Regions from separate parts of the Mus musculus genome. Here all the other regions are linked to region 2. Evidence: chromatin loops called from intact Hi-C (ENCODE). Cell type or tissue: heart. All regions are shown on one strand.

Evidence for each region. A loop is a pair of places that touch in the nucleus more often than their neighbours do. Peaks named below come from ENCODE experiments on the same cell type or tissue, not always from the same donor. Only the 100,000 strongest peaks of a DNase experiment are listed, where the experiment ranks them.
Region 1: it touches region 2 in a loop (11-fold over the local background); 12 of 42 quality-filtered maps call a loop at or near these places.
Region 3: it touches region 2 in a loop (8-fold over the local background); 22 of 42 quality-filtered maps call a loop at or near these places.

The regions. Positions count from the first base shown.
Region 1 is chr8:116,435,598-116,443,597 of GRCm38, forward strand. No RefSeq gene overlaps it. Among named protein-coding and RNA genes, the nearest start is that of Dynlrb2, 65 kb to the right of the region's middle. In heart, a CTCF peak has its summit at 3,543 (motif pointing left); a DNase peak (open chromatin) is centred at 3,444; H3K27me3 peaks cover 3,209 bases.
Region 2 is chr8:114,768,339-114,776,338 of GRCm38, forward strand. All of the region lies in intron 8 of Wwox (WW domain-containing oxidoreductase), which reads left to right. Among named protein-coding and RNA genes, the nearest start is that of Gm16118, 64 kb to the left of the region's middle. In heart, no CTCF peak of the experiment used is centred here; DNase peaks (open chromatin) are centred at 3,263, 5,323, 5,943 and 7,483; H3K27ac peaks cover 1,926 bases.
Region 3 is chr8:114,968,252-114,976,251 of GRCm38, forward strand. All of the region lies in intron 8 of Wwox (WW domain-containing oxidoreductase), which reads left to right. Among named protein-coding and RNA genes, the nearest start is that of Gm39257, 11 kb to the left of the region's middle. In heart, CTCF peaks have their summits at 779 (motif pointing right) and 3,331 (motif pointing left); DNase peaks (open chromatin) are centred at 3,320, 4,990 and 6,290; H3K27ac peaks cover 1,884 bases.

The sequences.
Region 1 (8,000 bases), 1.7 Mb after region 2:
TTCCCCTAGGGTTTGAGAAGTAACTCACGAGTCCTTTGGAGCATCCAGACGTGATCCTGTACTGTCTATTCTCAACAGGCAGCCACAAGACAGAGAGACCCTGCCTCTGTTGAATCTTAATGAGCGAGTGGATCTTAGCCTGCAGCCTCAGGCTGGGAAACCTTGCAAATGTGCCTCCCGTGCCCTCTGTACTGCCCTCTCTCCCTGGATGAGCCAGGCCTGTCAGGGATCGGTGCCTGCGCTTAACTCAACGTTGCGCTCAACTGCTCTCTCCAACTTTGCCCTTTTCCTACAGAGAGCAGAGTTGTCCTCTGAGGATTTCACACCCCAGTGAGGAGGTGACACTCCAATTAAACCTCCTCCTTGTGATGGTTCCTGCTTCCAACTTCATATTCTTGTCCACCCTGATTCCTGGGGAGCTACCCTTTCTGTGCCTGGATCAGCGTTGGGTCCTGGAGATAAAGGGTCACTAAGATGAAACCGCAGCACATTAATAGCTTGTAGCCTATGGGCAAGACAGAAATATGTACAAGACACACAGTGTAGCCAGTATTCTTATCAGAATTTATCAAGGGCACAAAAAAAGAAGAAGACATGTGCAAAAATGCAGTTGACAGAAATTCTAAAAGTCTCTATTCCAAATAGATTACAGTTGATGTTCTCTCTTTCCAAAAGTGGCTCTGAAGACCAGTGTTAGATGAACAGAGACATTTGGAAGAACCCTAGCCTAGATTTACTGGTGAGGGCCTTGTATATCTCAGGCTGTCCTTGAATTCCTGACCTCTTTCCCTCTGCCTCCTAAGGGCTAGGATTATAGGGGTGTCTCTCCACATGAAAGTACATTTATTATTTTTATTTAAAAAATGTTCTTACTGATACTGTTTTTCTCTTGCCATAGTCTTCATCATCAACTGGGCATGATCTAGAGTCACCTGGGAAACACACACCTCTGGGCACATCTGTGAGGGTGTGCCCCACCTGAATGTGGGTGGCATTGTCCACAGACTCAGGACACAGAATCAACAAAGGGGGAAAAACAGAAAGTAAGATTCGCTCTCCTCTCCTGTTTTGCCCAGATTTGAAGGTGAGAAGGGTTCCAACTTCACCACAGCTGTGAGCCCCTGTCATCATCTCTTCCTTGTCATTATAGACCAGGTCCCCTTAAACTGTGAGCCAAAAATGTACCCTCCATCGTTAAACTGAGCCTTGTTGCATATTTGGTCATGGCAGTGAGAAAAATCACTAGTACATCAGACGAATGAATTCTGCAAACCCTTCTGTGCCGTGGGGCCAGGACTAAGGTAAAGAAACTAAGAAAACTGGGGTGTGATACACACCAGGTCTGGCAGCACACACCTTTAGCCTTGGCATTTGGAGAGAGAGGAACACAGAAGCAGGTAGGTCTCCGTGAGTTTGAAAACATGTTTTTGAAAAGCTAGTCACACTTCAGGCCATACAAAGGTCAGACAAAGCAGCAGCGATGGGCTGTGAGGGCTTTGGAAAGCCTCAGAGGAAAAGGGCCTCGGAGAATAAGCAAGGCCTCCCTGAGGAACAAGAGAAATTACTAAGTAGAGGCAAGAGCCTGGGAGAAAGACAAGAAGATCCTGCCTGGACCGTGGTGAGTAATGATTTGTTAGAGTTGTCCAGACTGAAGAGTGTGGTGGGGGAAAGCAGAGAGAAAGACACACACCTGTTAGTACTGCACACCCATCCACACCTTGAGACTAGCACGTCTTTCCATTGTAGGGTCACACTGAAGAATTAGCAGCCCAGCATCACCACTGGGGTCTTGTGTCCTCACCAAGTTCATCATCGTTGCTATACTCTGAATGATACCTATCTCTACTATTCTCATACCCAGTTCAAGGGTACCATTCAGATCTCTACTCTCTTCCTTCTTCAAGGCTAGCTGCTTAGTCCCTTGTTCTCTCTTGTAATGAAGGTTCCCCTTTGATTACATCAGACATTGATTCAGGTACCTAACATACAATATCTCATTTATATATCATAGCAAATCAATGTATACATTGGGTGTTCCCATTTTATAGATGAGGCAAGTTGGGGCCTGAACGATTAAATAACCATCCAGATTACACAGCAAATAAATGGCAGTGCCAGGTATCAAGCCCACCATACTGATGCCTTGTTGATTCCCTTGCTGACTTTCTGATGAATGGCAGGTAACATCTGAGCAGATATGTCTAGGGGTCTAGGCAGTGGGAGAGAGAAGAAAAGGCTAGCTCAGGAAGAGAATAGCCTGGTCTCCCAAGAAGGCACTGAGACATGGGTTGTTACTGAGGAATGATGTTGCTCTTGTTCAATATTAGGCTGAGTTTTAGGAAAACGTGCCTTTAGGGGAGGTTGCGTTTGGATGCTACCAACATCATTTTTTTGGTACTGAACCAGGTGGCTTTGCTCATTGCATTTCTGCCAGTTCTCTTTGTGCCTTAAATACTGATGGAAGCAAGGGCTAGGAACAGGTCAGGAGGGCAGGGCTCCAGAACCATGGCCCTGAGAAGGTCTTTTCTGGAGACCAGGAACATCAGGAAAAGAATTTGGGCTTCGGGTTCCCTGTCATCTCTCTCTCTTACCTGGAAGCTGTATCTGCTGACATCACTAAAACTCAGGTCACCTAGCTGGACATTCCTCAGTTGGGCCGGCTGAACTGAGTTTATCCACCATCATGCCCTGTCCAAGTTCTGGCTGAGCACCTCCATGGCATTCCATCCCCAGAGACACAATCCTGCTGTATAGACACTGTGGGCTCTCTCTCTCTCTCTCTCTCTCTCTCTCTCTCTCACACACACACACACACACACACACACACACACACATACACACAAGCTCATGCTTCCTCTCTCTTCTGTTCTCTTATGAAATACATAGTAAACTTTTCTCTAAAACTCACCTTCCATGATCTATGAATTTCTTATAACTCGCAAGACAAGAACCTGAAGTCACTGGTTCAGGGTGGCTTTGGAGGCTGTTGGGTTTTCCAGGATCCCAGGTCCCTAAGTCAAGCTCACCAACAACTGAAAATGGTTCTGTCAAACTCAAAGGCATCCCTCAAATTCTCCATATCACATATACCACGGGGAGGGGGTGTGCAGTTCTATTCTAAATTCTATTCTATTCACTCCAGGGGACTTTAGATAAGGAAGCAAGATGAGAGACATGGAAGCCAGGTGGATCTCACACCCTAGTTGTTAGAGTCCTGCGTGGACACAGGGACATCACTCTCCAAAATCACCCTGGCACTACCAGCAAATGACAGCTTGTTCATCTAGAAGTGACAAGAGACCCTTTCCCTGGGCCAATTCTCGATGCATTCTCTATGTCTACACGGGTGTTGGACGACTGCAGAGAAACTGGTGATATTCCACTCACATCCTAAAGATGGGGACTCTGTGAACTGCCAAAGCCCTCTGCCTGAGTAGAGAAAGCTGCCTGACAGAAGGATGCTGGACGCTGAAACCAGGAAGAGTTGGTACATGTTGGATCATGACAAAGGAAACATCGCCACCTGGTGGCCCCAGGAGAGATACGCCACTCTCCTGGCCCATTGTCTCCTGGGGGCACAAAGTTAACTTAGCCAAAAGAAGTTTAAAGAGCTTAGGAAAGGAAGGTGGGCTGAACGCTATATGGAAAGGGCCAAAGGGGAGGGAAAGACTTTCCCTGTTCCCTCCTGCCTGGTCTGCAGCTGGTGGACAGCAACGTAGCACTGAGAATAAGGTCGTCCTAAGTGTGGGTCATCCTGGAAAGGGCAGAGCATTGCTTACTTTGCATGATGCGCCTGCCCTTGAATTCACACTGAAGGTCCTTTTGGTGTCCATGGGAACACAATGGAGATTTCAAGACCCAGAGAAGGGAAAAGAAAACCTTCTGCTGTGTTGTTGTTGGTAACAGCAAAAGCCAAATAAGAGATCAAGAGAGGATAATGGTAGGTGAGTGGGTAGACACAGTGTAGGAAGGCCTTACCCTTGGGCTGGAGAGATGGCTCAGTCAGCAAAGTGCTTGCCACATGAGCATGAGGACCTGAGTTCAAAGCCCAGAGCTCGAACATGGTGGCACATGCTTATAATCCTAGCACTGGGGATGTGGAGATTCCCGGGGCTCACTAGCTGTCAGCCAAGCTGCATCGAGCAGTTCCAGGACAAGTTAGAGAGACTAGCTCAAACCCCAAGATGGTTGGCCTCCTGAGGAATGACTCTGAAGGCTGACTTCTGGCCTCCACTTGTACATGCACATACATGCACATACGTGCACATACACACACATACATGCACATACATTTATGTGTACTCGAACACTTGTATACCCATGCATTCACTCAGAGAAACTATCATGACAAAATTCATCATCTTGCTTGCTAACTAAAAATCATTTTTAAAAAATGAACAAAAGCAGCTGATATTTGCCTGTCATTATGCATGCATTAATGAACAGTTAGTAATTAACTAATTAACACAGTAATAATAGATCGCTGAATGATCACTTCAGATGAGCCCTCGCGGCAATCCCCTATAGAAATAAAGGGAAATAAAATGTTATTGTCTGCACCTTGCAGATGACCAAGCTGAGTCCCCAGAAACGAATGCACCTACCCTGGGCTGGGTCCCTTCCACACAGAAGGCCTGGAGCCAGGTGCAGAAGGCTGCCTACCCCAGCCTCACGCTCTGAATGATGCCTCCAGTCTGCTTTTTTTATAAGATGGTCCATTTGCACTGGACACACATGGCATGCCTCTTACAACACATGTACTTTAGACTGGAAAGCTGTCTCACAGGTTGGGAATACATACCGTTCTTGTAGAGGATGCAAATTCAGTTCCCAGCACCCACTTTGCATGGTTCACAATCATCCATAACTCCAGTTCCAGGGGGGATCTCATGTCTCTGGCCTCTGAAGACACCTGCACTCACACGAGGTAACCAACCTGGAAGAGCTATTGCTAATCGTTGCTAATCGTATCATGGAGCCCTGGCTAAACCTTAGGGTGACGTCATTAGCGTGATGCATTTTGGAAGCTAATTAGTTTTAGGTATGGTCTAGAGTGTGCGCACACACACACATACACACACACACACACACTATGGAAGATGGGCTTGAATGCACCATGCCATACTGACTATCACTGATCCTACCAGGGAGTGCCATATACCTGCCAGGGTCCTGTTTTTATAGGATGTGATACTTGCAGCTGAGGGGCCCAGGGGGTAGCCAGTGCCCAGATCCTGGATGGCCCCCTGTGTGTGCTAGTCAGACAGAGGTGGGTTGCCTGAGCCCTTCCAGAGCAGGCAGTAACAACTGAAGAAACTGTTGGGCAGTGTGAGAGTTGCCAGGAGAGAGGGAAGGAATGCACAAACGGACCAGGAGAGAACAGAGCAGGGGTTAGTCAGTGAGGAGCCAGAAAGAAAGACCCGCAAGCCCTCATCATCAGAAGGCTCTGGAGACCTGTCAAGTCTTCAGGGCCAAGTGCCTCAGATCTCAGGCTGAGCACTAACAGAAGCCACTGTCAAAGGCTGTGGAGTCTCATGCCACAAGCAGACACAGGGACTATAATATTAGAGAGTGGCTGCCCTTACCTGCCTACTCTGCCGCTTGGTGCTGTCAGACACCAAAGGAGACATGACTGAAAAGCTTCTTCTGCACACCCAGGATTTCTGTCCAGGTAGAGCTGGCCAATCAAAACAGCCTCTATACATCAAAGTGATGCATGCTGGGGTCGGCTTTCTTCCATATCTGAGAGTGGTTGCCTCCTTCCTGCAGCATGAAGGATTCGTGAGGAGGACTTCTGAAAGCAGAGGTGACAGCTGGTGTCAACGTGGCGAAGCTTTACCTGGCCAAGCACTTCACAGTCCACAGAACTCTGGAGTTCATGATCCCTTAGGGTAGCTATGACTGCCCTGTGAGGGCTGAGGCTAGAGAACTCTGACTTTGGTTCAGTAGTTAATAAAGCAGAGGCTGCCGGGGTGACAGAACCCTGCACACAGCTGTCCACTGTGGCATGGAGAACTTAGTTCAGTCAGAAAGTGGCAGAGAAGGAATAGAACTATATAGGGCAGACAGAGAAAGAATTAGAGGAGCCTTGGGTTCAGCCCCCAGAACTGTGAAAAGGAAGGAGGATGGAGGAAAGAAGAGATGGAGGAGGGAGGAGAGAGGGAGAGAGAGAAATGGACAGAGGAAGGAAGGGAGGAGAGAGGGAAAGAGAGAGGGAGGAAAGAGAGAGGGAGGAAAGAGAGAGGGAGAGAGGAAGGGAGTTAAGGAGGAAGAGGAGAGGAGGAGGGAAGGAGAGAGAGGGAGAGAGGGAAGGAGGAAAGATGGAGGAAGAAGGATAGGGAAGAGAGAGGAGAGAGGGAGAGGTAGAGGGAGGGAGGAGAGACAGAGGGACAGGGGAAAAGGAGAGAGGGAGGGAGGAAGTAAAGAGGGAGAAAGGAAGGGTGGAAAGAGAGAGGGAGGGAGGGAGAAGGAGAGAGGGAAGGAGGAAGGAAAGAGGGAGAGATGGAAGGAAAGTTGGAGGAAGGAGGATATGGAGGAGGGAAGAGAGGGAGAGAGACAGAGGGACAGAGGGAGTCGAGAGGGACAAAGGGAAGAAGAAAGAGGGACGGAGTTAAAAAGGAAGTAAAGAGGGAGAAGGGGAGCAAGAAGAGGGAGGGAGGGAGAGGGGAGAGAGGGAGAGACACAAGAGAGGGAAGAGGATGGAAGAAAACTGGTTGGGATTTCAACAGATTCCTGCCATGAGATAGCCAGACCTGCCCATAAGTGGTGGGAGACAGAAGTTAAAGGGTGAGGCATGGCTTGGGGGAGGGCTTCATTTGTCAGGTTGCTATCACCAAGGGAGTTCAATCCAGAATGAAGTCCAGTGACAATGACAAAAACATCTAGATAAGGACAGGGGAGCAGACACAGATAGATGGGTCCTTCTATCTGAGACCAGGAGTGGGGTGAGTCCATTTCTACTCCTGAGACAGGGAAGGGGAGATGGTGCTGGAAACTCAAAGGCGTGTGGCAAGTCATGCAATAACCAAGAATGACCAAGGGGAGTCTCCGCGTCTGGGGAACCACCCTGTCCAGCCACACCATTCTCCTAACACAGATGTGAACAGTGGCCTCTGAAAGTTTCCCCTGTGGGAGCTGTTCCTCAGCCTCCTGCCCGGGGACAGACGCACAGCTCACTGAGAATGAGGGCCAAGGACCGTCCCATCCTGTAGGAGTCCCAGCAACTGTCCTTTAGTTAGCCCAGCCCACCCCTAACACAGCATACTTCCCTATGTCAATGAAATCGTATAAAAGCTTGCCCCTGTCTCTGTTGCAATGATCACTTACTATTCTGCTAACCTCCCTGATGCAGGCTTCACAGTCTCTCAGATATAGATGAGAACACAATATACAGAAACACCTCTCCCTTAAAGGCAGTTCTGTACCCTCCAGTGGAGCTTCCTCTGGGCCAGACACTGTTAAGGCACTCAAGAACATTTCAGGCACCCTTGGTCTTGACCTGCTAGACGTTAGTAGTTTATACTTCTCAACTATGACACCCCAAAGTGCTTCCATCTGTTGCCAGTGCCCCCCTGAGAGCACAAAGCCACACATTCCAACTGCTTGGGAACTCCTGCTCTAAGTCTCTCCAATTTGATTAATTAATTCTTCTGTTAGCTGTGAAAAGGCCAGGGCTGGTTCAGTGTGAGTGATAATAATGATCTCGCCTTCATCTCAATGTGTAAAATTCATTTATTGTACAGTTTTACATAATCTTTTACTTTTAATATGGCATTAAGGTATCAAAAATATTTTAAATATAATATATTTATTAAATATAATATATAATATATAATGAATAATATAATGTATAATGAATATGATGTATAATATAATAAATGTTTATATTTATACATTTTATAGATATATACTTAAAATATATTTAACATAAAATATTTTAAAATATAGATAGACATATATCTCTAACAATGTAAACAAGAAAAATGGCTCAATGGGCAAGA
Region 2 (8,000 bases):
GTGGGGTGTGAGGCTCCAGAATGAAACAAAAGCATTTGACACAGGTTCTAAGTCTCCATCTCCACTGCTGAGATTACATTGAATTTTCCCGGAGTCGTTCAGTTTTCCTCTGTGCAGAACGTAGCTAGCATTTCCCCCTATCTTCCCCCCATTGTCCCTTGTTTTGTTTTGTTTTTTAATTATTCTTTCCTTTCTATCTGTTTTTTTTTTTTTTGTCTGTCTTTTTTGTTAGTGTTGCAAGGCTGCATATGGCCACATAGAGTCAACCACAGTAACACTTCCCTCATGGCCCAAACAGTGGCAAGATGTGCCAGGCACATGCTGCTGGAACACCTGGCTGAGGCCCGGGCATGTCTTCCCATGCCTGGGAGTGGGTACATGGCTCATAATGTTTTACAAAACAGGGGGCTCCATCCCAATGACTTGGGTGCCATCCCAATGACTTGGAGCTGTCTTCCAGCTGGACGGGCTGCCCAGGAACACATGTATGTTTGTGCTGGAAGCCCCACCAATATCATATCATCCAAAAGCACTTTTTTTTTCTTCTGTGATGAATTATTCAGGCAATGTTTTCCAAAATTGTCATTGATCGGTACAGACCCAGAGAGAGTGTTACAACAGCGTTGTGCTGGGCCCTGTGAGGGGTCGATATTTTCTGGCCTCATAGATGTTCCAAAAGGAAGGAGGGGGAAAGGAAAGAAAGTAAAAGACATTGTGGGGTTTTTTGTTGTTTTTGTTGTTGTTGTTGTTGTTTTGGGTTTTGGTTTTCTCGGCACAGTAAAGCAATGCAGGTACCACTCCTGGGTGGGGCACATGGTTAGCTTGGATTGAAACCCAGCCCTGGGAACTCGAGGCCTGGCTGGGGTGAAGGTGGGGACACAATATCCTCAGCTACTCAGCAGCAGTAATGTGGAGTAGGAAAAGGAGATTCCTACATGGCACTGGTTGAAGACCCCATTTAATTCACATAAAACTCTAGGTCTGAACAAGAATGACTTCCTTGAACATATACAAGGATGTGTATGTGTGTGCGTGTATACACACACACACACACACACACACACACACACACACACACAGTTGAAAACAAAATCAAAGGTGTTTTTGGAATGATACCTGTGTGTGGTAAGAAGGCAGGCACTTGGTTCTGATATCTCTGTCAGTGGAAACACTATGGGGGTTTTGGTAAATTTCATTGCAGGTTTTGGTAAATTTCACTGACGACATCCTGCCTTCCACAGTGGCCCACAGACAACCAGTGAAAACTCGGCCATACCTTCAGCGTAACCTAAAGGGATGAGGAGGAGATATTCTCTGAGAACTAGGAAGCCGGCTGCTGATCTCAGCCAGCTTTGCCTTCTGACCGTATTCTAGGTGTTAGGCTGGCTCACAACCCCCCCCCCCCCAACAGTGGTCCTCAGGTTCAGCTGGACATCAGAGTCACCTGGGGACTTCTTATAGAGCAGCGATGCTCCAGGATAATTGCATCCGGATCTCCAGGGAGCTGGGGAGCAGGAGAGGAAAGCAGTCAGGGTGAAACCCGCTTTAATCAGAATTTTCATCACTAGCTGCCGATCTGAAAGAAGGAAAGCTGAGTGAGAACCCTTTGGAAAAGTAAATCCAGGGCCCTGCTGAACCCAGGTCTCCAGAGACCAGCACTGCACCCCGCTTCGTCTTGGTGTTTATTTGTTTACTCTTGTGATTTGGTTAGTTCATTTTTTTTTTGTTCTCCTCCTTTAATCAGGGAAATGTGACTTGCCCTGGAACTTTGCAGAGCCATCCGCCCCTAGCCTTCCATGGCCTCCTTTATCTTACCAGCTGAATGGATACAGAACACTTTTGCCATGTAAGCCATCCATGTAAGGTGTGTGTGATCCAGTTGCTTTAGTACATCTACAACCTCAGAACATCTAATTAGCTCTAAAAATCATCCTGCATCCTTAGACACCTCAATCACACCACACACACACACACACACACACACACACACACACACACGGCCCTAGGCAGTGGTTAATTTCCTTCCTGTCTGTAAGGACTTGCCTGCTGTGGGCACCTCGGAAAAATGGAGTTATAGTGTCCATGGTGTTCTGTGTGTTTTCATTCACTTGGTATCCTGATTTCAAATTTTTCTTGTTAACAGCTTCTACTAATACCATTTTATTTTATTTTATTTTATTTTGTTTTGTTTTATTTTATTTTTGAATGCTATTCGATGGTAGGGATGCATCCATGTCCTGTTTGTCCGTTCATCACCTGGTGAGCATGTTTACCTCCGCCCCCGTGAACTTTCACCTTGTCAGTATCATCTCCATCTGACAGATATCTTGAAATACTTTACATCGGAAGCAAAACGTGATTAGCAACGCTGGAAACTGTGGCTCTTTTCACTCCACAACTGAGGTGCGAGCGACCTTGAACCATTACCGATGTTGCTTCTCCGTCAATGAAGGAGCGAGGGGCGCTCATCCATTCCCGACTTCTTCTCTCCTTCCCAAGGTGGCCAGAGGTGAAGGGAGGGTGTTTCCAGAGAAAAGGAGGGGCTCCTTTAAGATCAGCGCGAGGCCGTCAGTATTGTTTGCGTGATTAATGAGTCCATGGTGCCGAAGCTCTCATTTAATGTATCTGCGCCTTCTAAGAACATTTCGTTTCGTGCGCTTCGACTGGGTTTGAGATTTATGAGGCCTAACTTGCAAGCGATGTGCGCCCGGATTAAGGGAACCTGAGACTGTCTATTTATGTCTGACCCGAGGAAATTCCCTGTAAGCTGCTTATCGGAGGCGCTTGCTAAGGGCATGATGGGAAGATGGAGTCCTTTGGTCCCTGGTAAAATCTGGGATCTGCTCTCTTGCGTTTTCATAGTGCATTCAGAAAGTAAGTCCACCTGTGTGTATCTGCCCGATGATCCACTGGGATAAATTTAGTTTTAAAATACATATACTCTGCGACTCTCTGTTTGACTGCAAATGCGACTCTCAATTCGACTCCAAATACCAACTCTTCTGGGTACATGCATGTTTAATTCTTCGTTGTCAAACACCATGTCTGATCAAGGTGATTTTGAAGAATTTAATGCAACTCTTTACTCTCCATCTATTAAAACACGCATGGACTGAACTCTTCCTATCTGCTTTTTTTTTTCTTTCTTTGAAACTTTTTTTCACACTGTAACAATTAGGTGTCTCTAAAATCTTGTGAGAAGTGCACGCATTTACTGTTTCTCCACCAGGGGGCACTGTGGTTCGGCTGCCCATTTAAACAGCCGGTCTTCTATCCGTTTACCAGAAAATACACAGAAGGAATCCTATCTGGACGCAAACAGATGTCAACTCTTTCTCCGCACTAGCAAGCGGTAGTGTTGTCAAGTTTGTTAAACTTAGCTCGCTGGAGATTAACATGCAATGTATAATGTGCATGTGCCTAACTGTATAATAAATAGTAAATCACATTTTTATGCTTTCTCTGAACTTGGAGGCTTGCAAGTTATTATTTTTTTATTCCCTGGGTGTGATGAAATAAATAACCTTAAAATACATTTTAAAGATGTCAGTCAGGGAGGGGAAAAAAGTGCTTGGCACCGGTATTTGATAGATTTCTTTTGTGATTAATTCTCTTGTTGAGTTTTAATGACTTTAAAGATGTAAAAGCTAGAAACTACAAAACTAGACATGGTTAATAAATAACCAGAATAGCAGGTGTGGAGAGACACATCTGTGGGAAACTGAAATAAAATGTATCTCTAGGTTGTATTTGGAAATAGCTCTTTGGGGGGGGGGGGAGGGAGTTTTAAAACAGTGAACAGCAAGGTTGCTTTTATTTTTTTCCAGAAAAATTCTTTCAGAGAGTGTTCTCTAAAACCCACACATGTACACTGAATTATTTTATGACCTAATGTTTATTAGCGAGATCCATGTCTTGAAACGCATATGTCTTCCTGGAATTTTTGGAAAGTATTCACAAACATCTTCTGGTATTTTTTTTTTCATGCCTCTTTACCCAGCTCCCTTTCCTGGCTCTAATGCAAAGTGCTTTGCTGATGAACTGCCTTTAACAGGCCCAGAGAGCTGGGCCATTCCAGAAAACAGAATTGTGTGGACTGTGTTTCAGTAATACTATCATTTTCCCCCCTTCCTTGGACACTCAGAATTTATGAACTATGACCCAGTTTATCCTGAGAAGCTCTCTGTGGATCCAGGAGGGTGGAAGAATGGATGCCGGTCTCCAGACAGCAAATATAAGGCCCTTCACAGGGCCTTTTGCCTTGTCCCAGATGTGTAAAGCTCCTGTCACCCTATTGGAAGGCTGGATCCAGCCCATTAGCTCCACCCCCACCCCTCACCCCTACCCTGTCACAGGCAGTGCTGGGGTATTGACTTTCCTAGAACATTTCAACTTGAGTTCTTAAGCCCAGCAGTTTATAAACCAAACACACATTAATTAATATGAATAATGACTTGGAAGAGTCACAGGCCCCCAGAAGAAGAATGTATAAATGGACATATTTGCACATATGCTTTTGTGTCCAAAAGGAGATAAATGGTGTGTTGAACACAATCCCGTCTCCTCCGTGAAGGGCTATTATTGTCCCCGTTTTTTTTTTTTTTTTTTTTTTTTTTTTCCGACTCCCCCAAGTACAATAGGCCAGGCACATTTCACACAAGGCAGCTTCCCGCCCCAATCTCCAGAACTTCAAAGTTAAAAGATCTTTAAAAATAAATAAATAAATAACCAACACAGGTCTTATTTTTGAAAGCTCTGGATTGTAAATGAAGTCTAATTATCTACCTTCCCCGTGGCTGGAGGGAGGAGGCAGACAGAATATTCTGCCCTTCTCTTTGTATTATTTCCTTCTAAATGAACACACTTGCCAAGTGTTCAAGGCGACTTCTGCCACTACTGCACCTTATCTAAGTAGCCTGCTTTCTAGAAGGAAGGCAGGCAGCATCCTGCCAGGCAGACCCTTGTCCAGTGACTTTCCTATCAGCCCTGTTCTGGATAAGAGCAGCATAAATAAGCTCACACACACACACACACACACACATACACACACACACACACACACACACACACACACACACACACACACACACACTCCTTTCCCTGGAAAATCATCTTCTCTTTTTAAGGATCTGGGATGGGGGGTTTAGCTCAGAAGCCAGTGAATGTGAGCATTAATATCCAAGCCCAGAGAATCACTGCCTGACAGTGTTGCCTGACAGTGGCTTGCCTAAAAAGAGCAGGCTTCTTTCTCATTCCTGCCTAGGGAAGTTGGCGGGTCCTGCGGTCAGCAACACCCTCCTTCCCAGTCCTGGACGTGCCTTCCAGATCTTGCTAGCACACACACACAGCATGTAGACTGAAGGCTGGAAGGCGCCCCAAACATTTGGCCAGGAAGAGGCAAACAATTCCAGCTGGCCCACGTGCTGCGCTTTAAAAATTACCCAGATGAACTGATTTTGTAAAGAGCGGGTGGAGGGGACTCCAGGGCTGGGGGGGGGGTGTGGAGGGGACTCCAGGGCTCTGGGGGGTGTGGGGGGGTGTGGGGGATCAGGGTGCCGATTCAGCCTCTACTTAGTCACAAGCAAGTCATGATTCTGAGACAGGCAAGGGTTGGCTCTGCAGAGCACATTGCCTTGGCTGAATGCAAGAGACAAGAGATGATCTGGTAGGAAGGTTTACCACCTTGGCCTGGCCCCTTCCAGACCCCTCACACCACAGGGTCTGCTTGAGGATGACGTTGGTTTGCCAAAGAGGTATGTCTTCGCCAACAGCTGCCTCCCAGAGCCAGAAACAAGAGGTTTCGAGTTTGGGTGGGGGGGGGGGGGGCAGGGCTTCTGTGGACGTGAAAAGGCTGCCTCAGAACTGTAAGGCATCTCTCCAAATGTGCTTGGACTCCCTGCTCTCTCGTTCCCCCACGGACGACTGACAGGCCGCATTCTCTTGGCCCCATGCCCAAGTGAGTTCTTGGCACACATCAACATTGTACATCGCTTTTGCTTCAGAGAAAAGTCGGCTCGGTGACTTAGCCGCTCTGTCGAGCCGGAAGTCTCGCTCCTGTGCTCCTAAAATTTCATATTAACCTGAGAAAGAGAAGAAGAAAAAAATGAAAGGGAATCTTTCACTCTTTTTTTATTTTACTCTGTCCAGTCCTCAGAGGTGGGCGCTCAGAATCTCCCCAGTCCTACCCACCTACTGGAATACCCTGTGACCGGCAAGGGACCGTGTGTCTCACTGCCACACCTGTCCAGTTCCAGCAATGTCACGTTCACCAGCTGGCTCCTGTTAGAAGGTTGAAGCTGATTAATTATAACTTACCAGAGGCCTGTTCTACAGTAAGACTCGGGCCCTGTCTGTTCTGTACCACTGTGGAACACACAGGAGAAGCAAGATTCTTCTAACGAAGACAAGGTGATCTCAGATGAAGAGGTCAGCCCAGATAGCATTGCTTGCTACCTGTCCACCCAACCATGAGCAAATGTGTAGGCTGGACCAGCCCGTGTTCTGATAGAAGAGAACACTAGCGATTTCTCTGTGTGCTGCTCTGTTTAAAGGAACAAGTAACGGTAATAATATCTGAATATAAATTAATTTTGAAAGGATTGGGGAGGTGGCTCAGCAGGTAAATTGTTTGCTGAATAAGCATGAGAACCTGAGGTCAGATCTCCAGAACCCACTTAAGAAGGCTGAGCACTTGGCTCCAGCTGAGGAAACCTAGGTAGAGATAGAGACAGATCCTAGGGTCCCTGGCAGCCAACTGAGCTGAAATGGCGCATACTGAATCAAAGGGGTAGGGGAAGGCATGTATAGAGAGTAGTAGAGGAAGACATCTAATGTTGACTCTGTGGGGAATTGGTGTGAACATCACGTGCACACGCATACATATACACACTACAAATGCACACAAATATAAAACCGTACTGAAGAAAAAGCAAAGACGGGAGAGGTGGCTCAGCATCAAGAGTGCTCATTGCTCTTCTTTTAAATGACCCACGTTTGCTTTCCAGCTCCCGTAGTAGGCAGCACATAACCACCTGTAACTCTAGCTCCAAGAACTCTGACATGCTCCTCTGGCCTCTGCAGGCAGCTACATACCCATCGCGCGCATGCACGCACACACGCACACTCTCGAGTGCACACACACACTCACACACAAATTTTGGCCAAGCCACTATAGATCTAATTTTAAATGCAAAGTCTGAGTTATGCCCAGGAACCACGGATATTTATTTAGAGCAACTGACCATCGTGGGGGGGGGGGGGGCACAGATACAACTGGCAAAGGCAACCAACAGGCCCCGTCTCGGACAAGTGCCAGGGTACTCTGGTTCCCGTCTTGTAGATGTGTCCCAGCTGCACCCTCTCCTGGGAGTGCTTTGGAAGATGGCTAGTGTGCTCAGCTCATTAAATCTGTGTGTCTCTGATGTGAGGTTTTGCAGATCCCTGCAAACAAGCCCCCAGCGGGTCACATCGGGTCCCTTATCCTTGAGGAAACAGGCACATGGCATCTGTGTTTCAGTGGACATCCTATCTGGGGCTGCACCAGCATCCTGCCGTGGTCCTGTCCCTCCCTAGTCAAGCCTGCACAAATGATGTCTCCTGATACTGCATGTGGAAAGCATGCAGAAACCGCATGTGGTGTCATGGAATTGAGACATGATGCACGGAGGTGATGGCGGAGGAGGCGGCTGCTGCTGCTGCTGCTGCTGCTCCTGCTGCTGCTCCTCCTCCTCCTCCTCCTCTTCTTCTTCCTCCTCCTCTGTGGGCTGCCTAGAGAGAGAGAGAGCAGTCTCAGCTTGATGAATCAATATTGTTTTTGCCTTTGTAATGATAGCAAATAATTCACAAGAAGATTGCGATTTTTTTCTCATTTAAAAATACTTATTTAACTTTTAAGTATGTGCACATATATGTGCCTATGTGTGGGTATGTGCACATGAGGTACCAGTCGAGGGGGCAGATTCTCTGAAGCTTGAGATACGGCTCACTGTAAATTCTCCAAT
Region 3 (8,000 bases), 200 kb after region 2:
CACATGCCTTCCAGATCTGTCCCTGTTGTAACACATGGCAAGATTCCCTTTCTAACATTGCTTTGTCTTTTGGTAGTTTCATACATGAGTACAGTATGTTTAGATCATATCTCCCTTCTACCCCCCACTTGTGAGTCTCTTCCCTCCCCCTGTTAGAATGTTGGCTAGCTTGATCCTGTGCAAGTCTTATGTTGGCAGCCATAGCTGCTGAGAGTTTGTGGATGCGACGACCCTGTCATTTCTAGGAGACAGTATTTAGCAGCAGTCCTCCATGACTTCTGATTGTTACAGTCTTTCCTCCCCATTATCCCTGATATACCCATAGCCTTGTGGGAGACAGGCTCAAGTTCCTTCATATTTTTTTAACGGTAATATTCCATTATACAAAAGCCAGTTTAGTTTATTGAAGATGCTTGGACACTTTGGGCTAGGGTGGGCAGAGCTCTTAGGAACTCCTTTATACAACTATCTGTTTAAATATCGCCCTCAGTCCCTTTGAAAATTTATCTAGGAGCGAAATGGCTGGGCCTTAGAATGGCTCCACATTCAACCTTTTAACACTTGTCAAGACTGTGCTCTTACATTCACGCTGGCAGCCTGTGAGAGTCAACTTTATCGTAACCATTAGCCAATAGCAGTTGTCTTCCCTTTTCCTTTCTTTCTTTCTTTCTTTCTTTTTTTATTTGCCCTTAGGTTTTAGTTTTATTTAAAAAGATTTGTTCTTAATTATGGGTATGTGTCTGTGTGTGTGGTTATGTGCACATATGAGTGCAGGTGCTGTCAGAATCCAGTAGAGGGCGCCAGAGGGCGCCGGACTCCCCCTAAAGCAAGTAGCAGCTATGAGTGCTGGGAACCAAATTTGGGTCTTCTGTAGGAGCAGTCTGAACTCTTCACTGCTGAGCCATCTCTCCAGCCCCTGCCTTCTTAGTTTAAAACAGTGACATCTTACTGTGACTTTGTTTTCTATTTCCCTAACCATTAATGGTGTCAAGCATCTTTTCATGTGATTTTTGTTGTTGTTCCCTCATGTCTTCATCTTCTTTGAAGAAAGCACCATCCAGGTCTAACACTCCGATGCCTTGTCTCTTCCCCACTTTCCCTTGGCTTGTGGCTACGTTCCAGCAACTCGAGTTTCAAGGGCACTAATTTCCTCCGCTGCTCTTTAGAATTTGAGGTAAAAAGAAAACAGTAATTGAAACAGACAGTCGTTATTTACATCTGGGAGGCTGGTATTACACACCCTGATGCTCTTTCATTAGCTGTATTATATTCTTATTATGTGTTTTACTAGGTAATTGTAATCTGTGGCTTTGGGATTTTCTAGCTTTCTTTTTGGTTTATTTTTATAAACAGACAACAGCATGAGTCTAAAAGAACAGGGCCTCAGTAGGAAAAAAAAAAAAAAAAAAAAAAAAAGGAAGGCGAAGGAGAATGAAACCCCAAGCCAGCCAAAGGAGATCTGAGGGCCAAAAATAACTAAATAAGCCCTTCAGAGCTTACTAATCTCCACACAGGTTTTCCCTATAGTTTCCAGAGGTGACAAAATGGGCTCAGTCGCTTAGAATGTAGTTTGTTGCTCTAATTGTGAAGAATTTTAATTAGCCAGTATGTTTTATGGTGCAATGAAACGCTCAGTTCGGAGCCTACGAGTCCATCTCTCTGTGGAGCGAGAAAATGAATATTCTCACCAGAGATTAGGTGGCAACATAGACAGGACTGTCTAGTCAAAGAGAGAGGAGGCCAGGACTCACTACCCCTGCATGCTAACAAAAGATGGCTGCTATACCAAAGAGCAGGCAGGGCAGGTTTCCACTCACTCATGTTGACCATCAGAATTGAAACAAGCCCCGCAAAGGTCTGGCGTTGGCATGACGATGCTCTCCTCTTCCAGCCTCTGCTCGATTCGGCTTGATTATGCTCCTCTAAGAGGGTCACAAGACTAGGCGTGGTCCTCGGGCTCTGGCATTTGATGGCGAGGTGTTTTGATATTCTAATCAGTTGGTAGTAGGATGGAAAGTTTAAATGGAAATCATCTGAACCATACCAGGTGTTCTTTCAGACCATCTACTGACAACTGAGAGTTTAGGGGAAGGCCACCCATCCATCCATCCATCCATCCATCCATCCATCCATCTACCTACCCATACCCACCTACCCATCCACCCATCCATCCACCCAACTACCCATCCACCCGTCCATCTACCCACCTACCCATCCATCCATCCATCCATCCATCCATTCATCCATCCAGAAAGCCAGCAACTCATCCATTGGTTCACCTGTCCATCTATCCATCCATCTACCCAGTCATCCATCCTACAGTCTGCCCACCAATCTATCCATCAATTCCTTCAGTTGCTCATTCATCTGTTCATTCACCCAAATGCTCTGTCCTTCCATCCATCCATCCATCCATCCATCCTTTCATCCATCCATCCATCCATCCATCCATCCATCCACCCATCCATCCATCTATCCATCCATCCATCCATCCATCCATCCATCCATCCTTCCATCCATCTATCCATCCATCTATCCATCCATCCATCCATCCATCCATCCATCCATCCTTCCATCCATCTATCCATCCATCTATCCATCCATCCATCCATGCTCTGCTCTTTTTCTGTTTCCCTTCCCCTACCCCTGCTTCTCTTTCTTACTTTGCTACTTCCTTCCAACCTCCAAACAACTGTTCAGTGCTCATAACAGTGAGTGTGCATCCTAGCCTTTGGTGGCATAGTAAGTAAACGAAACAAGGTTTTGCATTCTGTGAGACTGTTATATGAAATGGGTAATTAACAGATACAATCCTCCTCAACTGAAGTCCTCTTCTATGTTTATGTATTCGTTCCCAATAGATCATTTACCATGTCAGCCAGGAACCAGATGGGGGCCTGGAACGTCACACTTCTTTTGACAGAAAAAAAGTTCCAAGTTAAACATTACTACCTACAGTAGGGTGTGAATTATCAAGGGGCAGAGAACTCTTTCCAAGTCCAGGAGTCTGCCACTGGGAGTGCTGAGACAGTGTGCCCAAGCTAGAAGGACATCCTGCAAGGGTCTCTAGGGGTAAGGCTGGAGAAAAGCCACTGGGTGGCTGGTGACTCCATGAAGGTCAGACTCTCTGGGAAGCCGCTCTCTAGTCCCAGGTCAGGATAACACTGGAGATGCCCATCCATGAAAGTCACTTGGAGTCTCCCAGGAGGAGGAGTACGCTAGGACGTTTCCTGTTTAGGGGACAGGATTGAGTTGCCCACAGGGAGATGCCTCCAGAGAACCTCACACCAGAGCCTGAGGCCTCCAGTGTCCCTCTAGTGCCCTCTACTGGCTAAGTTTGTCGTGGTGCCAGCCGGCACAGGGGAACCAGTTCTTGGTCCTAAGCAGGGCCAAGGCAGCTGGGTACGACAAAGACAGGTCATCTGTTGACAGCTGGGACAGATGTTCAATAAATACCGTGGGGGAAATAAGCTGAGTGAAGAAAATGAGAAGGCTCAGGTGTGTCATTTTTGACCGGGAGTATTCAAGACAGGGCTCTCAGGAAAGGCAGCATTTGAATGCAGGCCTGAAGGGAGTAATGTCACTGGCAGAGCATTCACCCAGAAGAAGCAGCCATCGAGTGCAAAGGCCCTCCGGCCAGAGCCTACACGGCACGCTTGAAGAGGAGGCAGCCGCAACCTAGTGGATGTGAGTGGGGGCTTAGAGGACGCCTGAGAGTTAGCATGCTGATGTGGGAAGCCTTCCTTCTAGAGAAGCTTCTAAAATTTGCTCCTTTTCCCCCAAAGAATGGGTCCCCCAAAGAGTGGATTGGCGAGAGGGGCAGTAACACGGACAGAAACAGAGACACCACACTAGAAAGCTAGGCAGCGATCCAACTTAATAAAAGACCTCAGAGCCAGCAAGGCCAAAGCGGTTCCTGTTCTGCTCCGGGTGACAAACCGTCTTAGAAATAACGATGGTAGGCACGCATGTAAAGACACTCAGAAGGACCCTTCTAATGATGCCAACGGCAAATGATTTGTTGAATGTATGTTCCCACCCCGCAAGGCCCTCAAGAAACAGCGAAACAGAGACAGGACTCAATTTCCCCCATGAGACTAACAGTGTGCATGTGTGTTCTCCCTAGATCTGCTCTCCTCTCCATCACCTGGCCAGTGTGGTCCTCATCTCTAGGCTCCCGCCTTGTGGATAACATCTCTGTAAAAACCTAGTAACTATAACTGTGGCCATAGCTAGCATCTCTCACAGTATCCATGCAGTCGGGCTAAATCACTGTGGCCATAGCTAGCATCTCTCACAGTATCCATGCAGACAGGCTGAACAGCAGCATACCCTCCCTGTCCCCTGACCCTCCATTCTCTGCCTCTGCCATGCTGGAATCACAGGAGCATGCTGCTGCACCCAGGTCTTTTTGTGGGTTCTGCAAGTCCACCTTGAGGTTCCCATACTTGCAAAGCAGACACTGGAGATGTATTGACCAAGACATCTCCCCACTGCCCCACTTTAATACATATTTCTTACACTAAGACAAACCTAAATTTGTGTTTTCTGACACCACAGCCTATGGTTTTGTTTGTTTGTTTGTTTATCTTTTTCTCTACCATTGCTCTGACTCTCCCCCGTCTGACATTATCTAGGACTTGCCACAATTTCAGGAATGCTCGGCTGTTTTGTTGTTGTTGTTGTTGTTGTTTGTTTTGTTTTGTAGCATGGAATGGGGACTGTCCTCAGTCACTGGCTGGGTCATGGACAGCAAACATTTGGCCCTCAGAGTGACATTCCTACCAAGTTTCCAACAATGGTGTCGGCCTGGTACGCCTGTCCTTCCTTGGTGTGAGCAGAAGTTTTATGACTGTGTGTTTATGGGAAAGTGCTGTTACTATTCTTAGACTGGCTGCTCTCACTTATTCATAGCCCCACTCTGCTGGTGGGCGGGAACGAGAAGTTATAATAGCAGCGCAGGTGCCTCTCATTGTCTTCCGTTCCTCACTGGATCGTGTTTATTAAGAAGGAAATCACAGTGGTGTGTCTGGAACTGCGTCTGAACAAATAACCCACAGGGAGGAGTCCCCGGAAGGTGGGCAGGAGGCAGCACACCAAGAGAGGCAAAAACAAGCCCGTGCTAATTGGGATCAGGCAGTGCTTTGCATGAGAATCAAGAACAAGAGCTCGGCTGCCACGTAATTACTGGCCTCAACCTTTGTTGGCATACTTCTTCACATAATTCTACAGGAGAGCGGCAATTTGAATTTAACACACTTTTTTTTTTCCTTCTGGGTTTTTAAAGGAATTTGAAAACAGAATTGCACGAGTACAGGGATGAAGAGAGGTCTTTGCTAAATGTTCAGGTTGCTTATAAATATATCGCTACACACACACACACACACACACACACATACACCGAGAGAGAGGGGACGAGGGAGAGGGAGAGAGAAAGAGTGCACACACTACCACCACCACTCTTTGGACAACTATCTCACTTGGTGATGTTTGGTTCCTTGGACAAAGCTCTTCTGACTCATTCAGATGAAAGGCAGGAGACTTAATTCAGTAGAGATTGGGAACTGCCAGCTCTTGGAGTCCACATCATCATAATCTTGTGGCAGTTTTCTAGCCAGATCCTTGAGAGACTTATGGATGTGTGTCTCTACATGTGGGTGTGGTGTTTACACAAAAGGCAACCCTTGGCCCATGTCATCGCTTTGGTCATGAGGCACCCTGAAGGGATATCGCAAATCCCTTTACAGAACCATGCAGCAAGTGTACCTCTTCATTCATCAGTCACTGCCATATCAAAGATAAACCAGACGTCACCCATGGCTCTGATACTCATGGTCCCGCACCACAGACAGAGCCATGTACAGAGGACTGGAACACCAGGGTCACTTGCTATGGTTTCCCAGGGCAATAGAGAGGAAGAAAACAGTCCATTCAAATAGGGGAGGGGGCACAAGGTAGTGCCCAAGTAGGCACCACCTCAGAGGACGCTGAGGGGGTAAATAAATTAATCTTCCAACAATAGAAGGATTGGAAAGACCACAGACAAACTTGGGACACATCAGGACAGAAACACATTTGGGGGGGAGCTTAAGGCCAGCCATGGCTAACATGTTGAGTTGGTCCAGGGGCTACTGAGAAGACAGGCAAGCTAGACAGAAAGGAGTAGACATCAAAGCCCACATCACGGGTACAGGAGGAGAAGGGGAGACATGCTCAGAGCTCCCACCATCAAACGTGGCCCTATTTTTAGAAGGGTCTGACTCCTGAAATACCTTAGTTCCTCCTACCTCCCTGGCTCCTCGTCTCTCTGTTCACTGAACTGAAAAATTATCAGGGCTATATTCAGCCCTCGCCAATAATAACATGTAACAAAAATATCTCATAGATTGCAACTTAGGAGTGTTTTGACTGCTCCCAGCCAAGTCTTTGAGAGTCACAGTGTGTACCCCACCCCCACCCTGTCTGCCTTTTTGATGAGTAAAATTGAGCCTTTTTTTTTTTTTTTTTTTTTTTTTCCCCAAAATGATGTTCTTTTGTGGCTTGTCTGCTTCTTCAAGAACAACTATACTCACAGCATTCTTCCTCTCTTATTGAAACCGAGAAGCCACCATGGCACCCTTCTGGGGTGGGGTGAGTATCAAAAGTTTGGAGACTACTACCTACCTTTCTGCAAACCTGGTGGGGAAAGAGGCAGGCCTGAAACTCCACTGCCACCTTGCTCCCATGAGAATAACAATGTCTTCCTTACAGACAAGACGTGAACCTTAGCAACTAGGTACCCAGCAGTTATTCACACAGGAAGTGGGATGAGAAGTATTATGGTAATCTCTACCATTATTTTCCCTGCGATGCTGGCTACTGTTTCCTTTAGCCAAAGGAGCTTTGACCTTCAGCTCACTGCTTCCTCCTGAATCAAGAGCAGACTGCCCACCATCAGCCTGGTCTCGTTGGCATTGCTCAATTAGTATATATTGAGATTCTGTAGGAGTCCCTGTCCTGAGTCAAACTCAGTAGGAGCCACCAGAATCCTTACTTCCTTACATGACCATGTCATGTTATGATAATTAATTATTAATTATTCTTCCCTGTAGAGATCAGATGTTTACCCCCATCAAGATCCTATTCAAAGACATCATGGCTTCTTCAGTAGGCCCCAGTTCAGCTTCCAAACCCAGAAGACACTTGGAAAGTGAATTGAGAAGGAAGAAAACGCCCTGTATGTTTCAAGGATCTGGGGTGGTACTTTCAGGATGATTCCTAGACTTGACTGGACTATAAGCACAGAGATTGCCACTCTGGCATCCAGAAGCAGACCTGCTTGCCTCGGACACTCCCTTTACTCCAACTTAGCCTCCTGTTCCTTGGTTTCCTCATCTGTCAAATGGGGATGTGTCCTAACTTGCTTTCAGATACTATGATAAACACCACAGCCAAAAGCGATTCGGGAAAGGGTTCGTATATTGAAGTTCATCACGGAGGGAAGACAAGGTAGGCAGTCAAGGCAAGAACATGGAGGTAGGAAGTGAAGTAGAGACAATGAAGAAACTCTGCATACTGCTTGCTCCTCTTGGTTTGCCTGGGGGTGGCACCACCCACAGTGAACTGGGTGGTCAAGTCACATATGCCTACTGGCTAGTCTAATGGAGAAAATCCCTCAGCTGAGGCTCCTTCTTCCTGGGTGACTCTAGTCTGTGTCAAGTTGACAAAAGCTAACCAGCACAGGATCCTGAGGACCCACAGTGATGGTCTGTGGGTCGTGCACAGGAACTGTGAACATGGCTGCCTGTTCAGTAGCAGTATGTGAGACCTGCTGAGAGGTGTAAGTTCTTCTCTGTTAGGAGTGTTGGGCTTGAGCACAGGGCCTTGTGAATGCTGGGCAAATTCTCTAAGTCTGAGCTACCGCCCCAGCCCCAGTCCTGTAACCTTCTAGTTCATTTGGAGTCCTTATGGGCATCTAGTCCACCAAATCCTGTGTATACACAACATGCGTGTCTTCACAT